Linked DNA regions of Homo sapiens: region 1 is linked to region 2. The links are chromatin loops, found by intact Hi-C in ENCODE. Cell type or tissue: MCF 10A. All regions are shown on one strand.

Evidence for each region. Hi-C counts contacts between places; a loop is a spot of excess contacts. Peaks named below come from ENCODE experiments on the same cell type or tissue, not always from the same donor. Only the 100,000 strongest peaks of a DNase experiment are listed, where the experiment ranks them.
Region 1: it touches region 2 in a loop (2.6-fold over the local background); 2 of 110 quality-filtered maps call a loop at or near these places.

The regions. Positions count from the first base shown.
Region 1 is chr6:10,235,045-10,240,044 of GRCh38, reverse strand. No RefSeq gene overlaps it. Among named protein-coding and RNA genes, the nearest start is that of TFAP2A-AS2, 170 kb to the left of the region's middle. In MCF 10A, no CTCF peak of the experiment used is centred here; a DNase peak (open chromatin) is centred at 2,184.
Region 2 is chr6:10,082,443-10,087,442 of GRCh38, reverse strand. It overlaps the pseudogene OFCC1. Among named protein-coding and RNA genes, the nearest start is that of TFAP2A-AS2, 320 kb to the left of the region's middle. RefSeq lists a silencer at 4,771-4,971. In MCF 10A, a CTCF peak has its summit at 2,741; DNase peaks (open chromatin) are centred at 2,622 and 4,872.

The sequences.
Region 1 (5,000 bases), 150 kb before region 2:
GTGACACAGCTAGGGAAAGGCTGAGCAAGCCTGGACTGGGACCCAGGTGCTCCTGCTTCCAAGAAAAAGATGCCCATCCTCTTCCCTCTTTGTGCAGGTGCTGCCTCTTAGGGAGCTGTGAAACAGGATTCAGGAAGAATACTAATCCTGAGTACCACCTAATCTCTTATTTCCTTGTTTCTGAAGCAGAAATGAGAAAACCCACCAGTTTCTTAGAGATTCAACAAATGGCGAGTGATATTTAAACATCTACAATTAAGAAATATTTCTATAGCAATAATAAAAATATTAAAATGTTGAGCAGCACCAAACTTAACAGCCAAAGTCTCGGAGACCAGGGAGGGTATCTCTAGAGCTATAGAAGGCACTGTTGATGGGCTATCTCTCCACATCATCTTCAGAGGACAAAGATACAGAAGCATCACCCACTGATGAGGTATGAATACAACTTTATGTAACTTTTTTAAACTTAGGGAGTGGGCAACACTGACTAAAGAAATGGTCAAGAAATAATAGCAGCTAACAGGTTTATATAATTAGCAAAAGCAAGGGTGCTAGTTATACACTAACAAGTTTAATGTGAAACCCTAGGGTTTCACATTAAGAGAATCCCACTGAACTGCCCCCTTTCAGTAGAAAAATCTTGCCTGCTGAGTGGTCATAACTTCTCTTCCAGGGGAATCTGTCCTCACTCTTTACCCCTCATCTTTACATTTCCTAGATCATGGTCTAGAAAATGTGATGAGGCAATTTAACCTAATGGATTTGCAACTAATAATATTAATGGCTTTCAGTAGAGTGATTGGTGGGTGGGGGAAAGCCTAATTCTCATCATCTTTTGAATGTGATATCTGCTTTGAGATAACTTCAGAGTTTTAAAAAAAGCCTGCTTTATTTGTTTATTGAAGACTTTCCTTGTCAAAAGCTTCTCTACTCAATGAATATAATATTTTGGGGGAAGTGGGAGAGAAATGAGATGTTATTCTGGCCTTTCAGTTTTCCAGAATACCTGGCATAGTTAAGGAAGAATGAGAGGAAGGGCTTCAGAACATCCGGGCACCTTCCAGAGATGGGAACCAAACTGTAGGTGGGCTGAGTGACTACTAATTGCCACAAGGCTAGAGAGAAGAGGCACTTTCAGCCTTCTTCAATAAGTTATCTAATCTGTGAAATATTTTCCCAGCAACCACAAGACTGATAAAGTAAATTAGTTAATATGTTGTCATTAGGCTGAGACATGGGACAGCCAGGAAGGTGGGGATAGGGCAGAGTGCAGAGGTAACGCGCTTTCAATGAGCTGATCGAAAAGAGCCTGGATTTCAGAACGTTGAATCCTAGGAGCTGGATTGGCTGAGAGTGGAGGGGTCGTATCTGTGGACCTGGTGCAAATGTGAAGACACAGCATCAACATACTTAGATGACTTCATGTCATATGTCTGTTGTTTAATTTTTCTGAAGTAAAAGTGTTGCACTTAAACTTGAAGACAGTAGGGGCCAAATTGGCTGGAACTTGCAGGGCTTCAAAGGATAATGTTAAGAACTTGGCATTATTTGAAAATGCTTACAAAGGCCCTAGGGCTTTTTTAGGACATTAAAAAAACCCGTAAAACAAAAACAAAGGCCAACTTTAACATATATATGTTAAACATATATATTAAGCATATGTATATTAAACATATATAGTTATATAATATGTATGTATTATCTATGTTAAACATATATGTTAAGCATATACAATACATATATATGTATTATATAATACTTTAACATGTCAAGCATATATAATGTATAATATGTATTATACATTATATATGTTAAAAGTTGGCCTTTGTTTTTGTTTTATGGTTTTTTAATATATATGTTTATGGTGTGTATATATATGTTTATGTATATATATGTTTATGTATATATATGTTTATGTACATATAATGTATATATATGTTTATGTTTTTATATACATATATGTGAATTGTTAATTTGGCCTGAGATGCAGATATTGTTAAGCTTCAAAAGAACAACCAAACCCCAAGCTAAGTTCCTTAGGTCTTTCATTTTCCCTAGAAAAAAAAGGCACAGTCTTCAGTTTAGGACTGGGAATATTCACCTCACCCTTCGGATTAAGCTGGAGTCAGCCAGAAAGGAAAGGTGTGACTCAGTGATTTGGTGACTCAAAGAGAAGTTGTGCTTGCCATCTGGCGCTCCGAGGGGAGGTGAGGCCTCTGTCCACACCCTGCTCGTCACTGGCCACTCCTCAGCCACAGCCTCTTGTCCACTCAGACAGGCTCTCAGACTGTGCTTCATGTCCATGCCAAAGCATGGCTTGTGACATTTTATCTTCTGACATTTGATTTTGTCCCTTGTGAAGGGGATAGGTATGATTTTGAAGAATTAGTTTCACCATTCCCAGTTGCCTTTTTGGAGTGGAAAGAATTGAAAGTACAGACAGTCTGGTACTATTAACTTGAAGACACGACTTAGGCTCAGAAAGATTTGGCTTAATTCATGGCTTATTAGCTGTGTGACCTCAGGCAAACCACTTAACGTCTCTGTGTCACAGGTCCCTGTGTATAAAATTAGAGGTTTGCACCAGACGGATTCTAAGTTCCCCTCTGGCTCTAAAGATCCCGAGCCAAACCCAACAGGAGATATATTTTATTTTTATTTATTTATTTAGTTTGAGATGGAGTTTCGCTCTTGTTGCTCAGGCTGGAGTGCAATGGCATGATCTCGGCTCACTGCAACCTCTGCCTCCTGGGTTCAAGTGCTTCTCCTGCCTCAGTCTCCTGAGTAGCTGGGACTACAGACACGTACCACCTGGCTAATTTTTGTATTTTTGGTAGAGATGGGGTTTTGCCATGTTGTCCAGCTGGTCTCGAACTCCTGACCTCAGGGGATCTGCCTGCCGCGGCCTCCCAAAGTGCTGGGATTACAGGCATGAGCCACCATGCCTGGCCCCATAGGAGATACATTTTAGACCAACGGAGTCCTGCCCATTCCTGCCTTAATGGAAGACCCAGTTTTGCATCCTTAAGAGTAGCGAACAGTACCTGTGCAGGAGACAAAGGCTGGGGAAGGAAGGGATTCTAGTCTTCACTCTTGAAGAACATGAGGAACTTGTTAGAAAAGATGAGTTTTATACACCTTAATTTTTCTGGATTCCCAGGAACACTACATTTTTGACTGATCTTTGTACCTTCACTTTTTTTCACAGAATCAATAACCTTGTCCCTCTCCCTCTAGCAATCCCACATAGAAATCCACTCCTAAAAGCTCACACATGGAGTGATTTCTAATCTCATTTCCTATATACTAAGTCTCATTTTTCAAATACACCCTCCCAAATCCCTTTGGTTCCTCTCTGGCCCCTCGACCAACATTGTAATGGTTGGAAGTCACAGACAAGCCTATTTTCTCTCTTCCATTCCTATGATCAGCCTCCCAACTACTCACTCGGTGATTAAAAGCGAGTTAAAATTTGGATCTAAGAATCAGCTAACATTGCTTGAACATGTATGCACTTCTAATTACACACGTTTTGCTTTTTATTTGGCCTTGATTGACTGACACCTGAATCATTTCGCTTCCCAGGGATCTCTGTCTTCCCTGCCCAAGTAGGGAATGCAACCACATTTATATGAGCTTTAGATGCCTCTACATAAACTCGGGTTTCTATATGGGATGCAGTGTTTGGAGAAGTTAAAGGCCATCTCAGTTGTCGTCGTCGGGTTGTTGTTGTTTTTAATGTAAATCATCCATAGAACCTTGAGAGCAATTTCAGATACCGTACAGTTTCACCAAGTCCTTACCAGTATTTGTGTCTATGTGGGACACTGTGCTCCAGGAGCATTTGTTCTGAATGACTGGGATTTCTGAAAGCAGATGCCATTGTAAAAATGTGGCTCAGGATAGCTCTACTTATTTATCAATGCTTTCATGCAAAACAAATAAATCAGTTAAAGACAGCATGCTTTGGGCTTCTGATTAGATCACAGAAGTATAAATATCACAGGACTTTTATGTGTTTGCATGATGTGAACCAGCAAAGTTCTTTCCTCTGATCCTTCATTTTTAATGTAAGCCTGTTTAGAGAGGCATGCTATTTCTCGCCACTGTTCTTGCTCAATATACTGCTCTCTGGTTTGCATTATTTGAATAAGTAGGAGGTTTACAGATCAAATAAAAATAAAAATAAAAAACCCCATCAACCTTTGACAATTCTGCTCTTCATCGTTGACGGCAAGGAATGCCTGTTTTCAACCGGGCTTCAGGAATGGGTAGTGTGGAGGAATTTTTCGGACAGTATAAACTCAGCCCACCAGCTTCCCTTTCCAGGATTCAGACCACTTCACAGTCTAGCAAGCTCTTCTTTAATAATGGAAGTGTGAGACTCCCAGGTCGGATTTAAGCATTTAAAAAATATAATGGTTTGCATACTGTGCAGTGATTTGTAAAATGTGAATGCCTACAAAAGCCGTGGTTACCCAGCATAACATTATCTTATTTTTAGTTATACAACCAGTAAAACAGCTGGAGGTCTAAAATCATGGCCTAGCACTAAATGCATTACTACATTTTATCCATGCAGTAAGGGCCTGTCCTTTTTGCTAGACGATAGGAGAAAGTGGAGTGATTACTGGCAAATTAACACTTCCAATTTTAATAGGGAAGCAAGGCCTACATAAAAGCATCGGAATTAGAATCTATGCCAGTTAGCTATTGTACCACATATAATATGCGCCAAGATCACACTAATATACTACTGCATTTTATAATCAAATGAACCTTTATTCATTAGTCAAGAGATAATATCTACTCGAGTTGACTAAAGAAGTAACCAGCAAAATATTTTACTTTATAGCTTCTTAACATAGTTAATAGAATCATATTGGCAATAGTAGCAAAATATAATTGCCACTTAGCCGTGCTTGTTTTTGTTTTTTTTTCTGTAAAAACATAAAGTAGTGTGGTAACACCCCATCCCCTTTATCTGTAAAACCAAT
Region 2 (5,000 bases):
ATGTCAACCTGATGCTTCCTGGTTTCTTGAACGGAGCCTGCTTTTCACTGGGCGGGGGCCGGGGGCAGTGTGTTGGGGTGCAGAGTGCAGGCTCCACTTCTAGGCTCAGCACTGACCAGTGGTGTAACCTTGTTGTCTAACTTCTGTGTCTCAGTTTCCTCATGTGAAATGTGGGTATAATAATGGTATCTGCCTTACAGGGGTGTCTTAAGGATTAAATGATTTAATACGTGTAAAATGTTTAAAACCATGAGTGACATCTTGGAAACCTGTGATTTTAATCTAGTATCATATATTACTATATGGCCCTTTTCTTTACTTTTTTTTTTTTTTTTTTTGAGTCGAGGTTTTGCTCTGTTGCCCAGGCTAGAGTGCAGTGGCATGATCACAGCTCACTGTAACCTTGAACTCTTGGGGTCAAGCAATCCTCCTGCCTCAGTCTTGCAAGGAGCTGGGACTGCAGGTAGGCACCGCCATGCCCTGCTATTTTTTTTTATTTTTTGTAGAGACGAGGTCTCACTATGTTGCCCAGGCTGGTCTTGAACTCCTGAGCTCAAGCAGTCTCCTGCTTTCGCCTCCCAAAGTACTGGGATTACAGACGTGAGCCATTGCACCCAGCCCTATATGGCCTTTTTACTTTCAAAGTCTTTTGAGTTTTCCTTTAAATTCTGAGATTAGTCAAATACTATAAATGACTCAAACCCCTGTGTTTCTCAGAAAAGAGGGTACTAATCAGCCATGAGCTGAGAATGAAGCGTCCCTGGATACCTCTGGGATTGAGGATACTGGAGTCCTCAACCTATTCTAATTTGTGTTCCTATAAAAACACAAACAAATAAGTTTCCACTTCCCTTGTCCCCAAAAGCCATTATTCAGCCTTATTTTGCCTTAGAGAAGTGCCTTCAGAGAAAAACTGAAATGCTTTGGCAACAGCTCATAAACTAAAATCCTTCTTAAATAGTCCAAAGTCAATACTCAAAAAGGTGAGACAAGTGTTATTTATATTCTCATGCATCTTTCTTAGTTGAGTAGTTTGAACAGGAAAAAATATATTTGTGTAGATACATGCATGCATATATGTTTACACACACACACACACACACACACACACACACCTTTAAAAGGGTAAAGTCAATGAGACAATTAGAAGGTGTAAGAAAACAAAATCCCAAGAATAGGTGAACATCACATAGCAACACATGTGAGTAGAGGAAGAAGCTCATTTTGCTACTTTGACAACTTACCAAAACGTTTTATCTTTTATAAATTGAAAAGCGGACTCACTAGGAAAGACTGTGAGTGCCTCTGTTTAACAACCTCACTTTTCAGGTGCTGGGCTACGGGCAGCGAGGCCTGTGAAGGCTCTCAGCTGGCTAGGAGCATCCTGTTAAAGGACTGGAGAACAGGCAAAGTCTGGGTAAGGGCAAGGACAGCTGCCACTCTATGTGGGACCAGAAGACCTGAATCTGTTGTTAGCTGATTTTTTGATCGTGGGCCACTCCAACAGCCTTTCTCTGTGCCTCAGTTTATTCCTTGTAAAATGAAGGCATTGGGTAAATGATCTGAAATGTCCTTTTTACATCTGAGATAGAAATAGGGGAGGAAAGAAAGTTCTACTACATAGACCTTGGCCAAATCCTACAGGGTGAGATAATTGCGTGCATCTTCTCTATGCTGAGAGATTGTTCGGTCAAGTGGGAGAATGACTGAATAAGCCAAGCTATCATTTTTATTTTTACCCTTCAGGGTAGCTGTTGGACGTTTCATATGGGTAAAGGTTTTATCCCAGTGATCCATTTAGTTATGTATTTGCTTCCTTTAGACTTTCTGATTTTTTCTTCATTAGCAATGGATAATAAAGTATTGCTCACATTTCAAATTGTATGTGTCCTTTCATCACACACACACACACACACACACACACACACACACACTATGAAAAGTACCAAAAATGAACCTAGAGATAGAGGGTGACTTTGTTTTTCAGTAAAATTGTTTAAATGCATAATAAAAGGAGACTTCATATAGTATTTTCTGAAATCATCTGCTCTGTTCCTGTAGGAGAATACACAGTCCCCTTACTTCCATTGTTCAGATATTGAAGCTGAAAAGCAAGTTGAAGGATGAAGTTGTCAGTAAATGATAAATAATTAACTCATGGTGACACTCTGCTTCTCGCCTCTTAATGGCTATTATTGTTGCAGGAGGGGCTCATTACTTCCTAGGTGTGGTTTCCCTACCAGGGCCAGATCAGTTTATCAGAGACCAAATAAGCACATGTGATATAATTAGAGATGTGTGATGAGCACAGTACCTACTCTTCCCATTTAAAAGAAAAATACTCACTTTTCCTTGGCAGCCACACCTTCTAATTACTTGCAAATATTTAAGACTCATTATCTTCAAAGTTTGGAGAAAGACAGAAAAAGAGGGGGAAAAAGCCCCGATAGTGGAGACTGCAAGGATCAAAGGTCCTGGCTTACCAGCCGCTGTGCTGTGCTGTCTTCAGGGCAACACTAAAGCCCCACCGCAGAGAGGATGAGTTGACAGCTATTAGGCAATCCAGGTGGCCCAGTGAGCAGGAGGTTGTGTTCAGTCCCATCGCCCAAGACTCGCCCATTCACCAAGCTCCTTTGAAGCACTGTGTTGAGCAAGAGGAGGTGGTGGTGGTGGTGGTGGTGGAGGAGGGATGGATGGAGTTTTCCAGAACTGGAGTGGTTAAACACTGCCACCTCTCTTTCTGTGGCAATCCCTGTGCCAGCTCGCCTTGGTGTAGGCTTGAAACTATTGTCTTTACCTTTGAACCGCCCCATTTCTCCCTGTGAGTCCATTTAGAAGGTCCTCGCTACAGGGTATCACGCCTGCTGAGAAATTTTACTACCATGCCTGGCAAGTCACCCAGGGTTTACATATCTGTTTAAGCACTTTATGTAAATTCTGCAAGCAATATGAGCTACCTACTCCCTCCCTGTTGAGTGCTCAGCCAGTGAGACACAGATCAAGACTCTAAAAAGGGATAGTGTCTGAACACGCATGATGAGAAATCCCTTAAGCATGAGCTCAGTGAATGTCAGTGTGCCATCTCCATATGACATCAGAATTTTGGTTTTAAGATGAGATTGACGTGATGTGCCGAGTCGCCTGTCAAGTCTTTCTCAGATGCACAGTCGAGCTGCTGAGACATTAGTATTTTTTCTTTCTTCTGCTTTTTCTTGTCCCTGCATCTTGAAAGGTTATATTCTTAAGAAGAGGAGCTTTCTACAGTCTTGGGGATATATACATGAATAAGCAAACATTTTTATTCCGTATCCCTGGATGCTACCCTAAGGGTATATATTTACATTCCCTTAACGGAGTTTGGCCTTTGGACGTGGAGACTATGCAAGTTCCTTTGGCCCATTCAACTGTTGAAAATCCTTCTGGAAGTTTCAGGAATGTATTAAGAATACCTCAGATGAAGAAAGAATATACTCTGGTCTGGAGTCAATTCACAGCTGCAGTGTTTCTTTTCTTTTCTTTTTGTTTCTTTGTTCCTCTTCCCTCTCTTCCTCTCTGCCACCCTTCCTTCCTCCCTCCGTCTCTCCCTCTCTTCTTCCCTTCCTTTCAGCACTACCAATATCATGCATCTTTGGCTACTTGTAAACTATTTAAGGAATTATTTTCTCAGTCTTTCAAATAAATTATTTTCATTACTCTTTCCACTTTATATTCTTTAGGGAGAACAATAAAAATGAGAAGACCTCAGACACTTTTGAATTAATTTAGAGAAATATTTCCAAATAGTTTTCTCCACCACAAGAATTTTAGGGTTTGGGGTTGTCCTGGACAAGTGGCCACTTTGCCACTTAATGTTGCAGTCAGCCATATCAAAGGTTTATCAGAAGATGCTTTAATTAACCAAATGGTGCCTCTATTCCTTTGAATTTTTATGTTACTTTAAACGCTTTCAAAGGGACTGGATTTTTAAACTTCTCCTCTCTTAAAGTTTAAAAACATTTTTAGTATCTGTTAAGTGCTCATGTTGTGCTCAGCACTTAACCAGTGCTATAAATGTTGCACTATATGAGAACCATATGATACAGACTCCACACTAGAGGTTTCCACATCTAAAGGAGAGCAAGGTACATGTCGTCTGTGTGTACATACCTATGTTTGAGTATGTGTGTGTATACATATAGTGTAGAGCTATATCTCAAGCACATATATGTACACACTTTTACATGTTTTAAGCCAACGTAATGTACACATGGATACATGAGTGTGTGCACATGCATACACACACACACACACACACACACACACACAGTAGTCTTTCCATAATCCGAAGTCCTAGACTTTAAGAAAAATATATGGTAGAGGAGCTGAAGTCAAAAGTAAAATTTAAAATCCTATGAAGTTCATTAATAGAAAACAAACACCAACACTAAATAAATCCCAAGGCAATGATATTTTGTAACATTGGGTGTGGAGCTGTTTGTTTCATTGGCCATCTTTTGCTTCCTAGAAACTGTTCAGCAACTCTCCTCACTCAATTTTTAATGAGTCGCTGCTTACTGAGTATTTAGCTTTGTTGAAATCAATATGGTGTGCATTTGTCTGTCCTCAGTCAAGTGTTCAGTGCTTTCCTGACTTATGCATTTTCCTCTAAGCACTTTTAGGGTCCACTGAAGTCTTGGGGATATCCAGTAACTTGGCTGCCCATAAAAATCTTATGCCAAAACATGAGTCATTTATGCTTCCACACACTTCTGTCTGTCTTTCTCCTGACTGAGGATAAAAAGAGATGTCCAAGGCCAGGATCTTCCTTCCCTCATGTTCCCTTATTTCCTCCAAGACTTCACTGCAAAAAAAAAGCCCCACCGCAGAGAGGATGAGTTGATAGCTATGAGGCAATCCATTCTGCTTTTGACACTGCTTCCCTTTTTTATTTCCCCAAGTTTCCTGTTTTACTCAACAGGTCTAACAGGAGTGATTCACAGCTTCATATACTAGAATCAAGA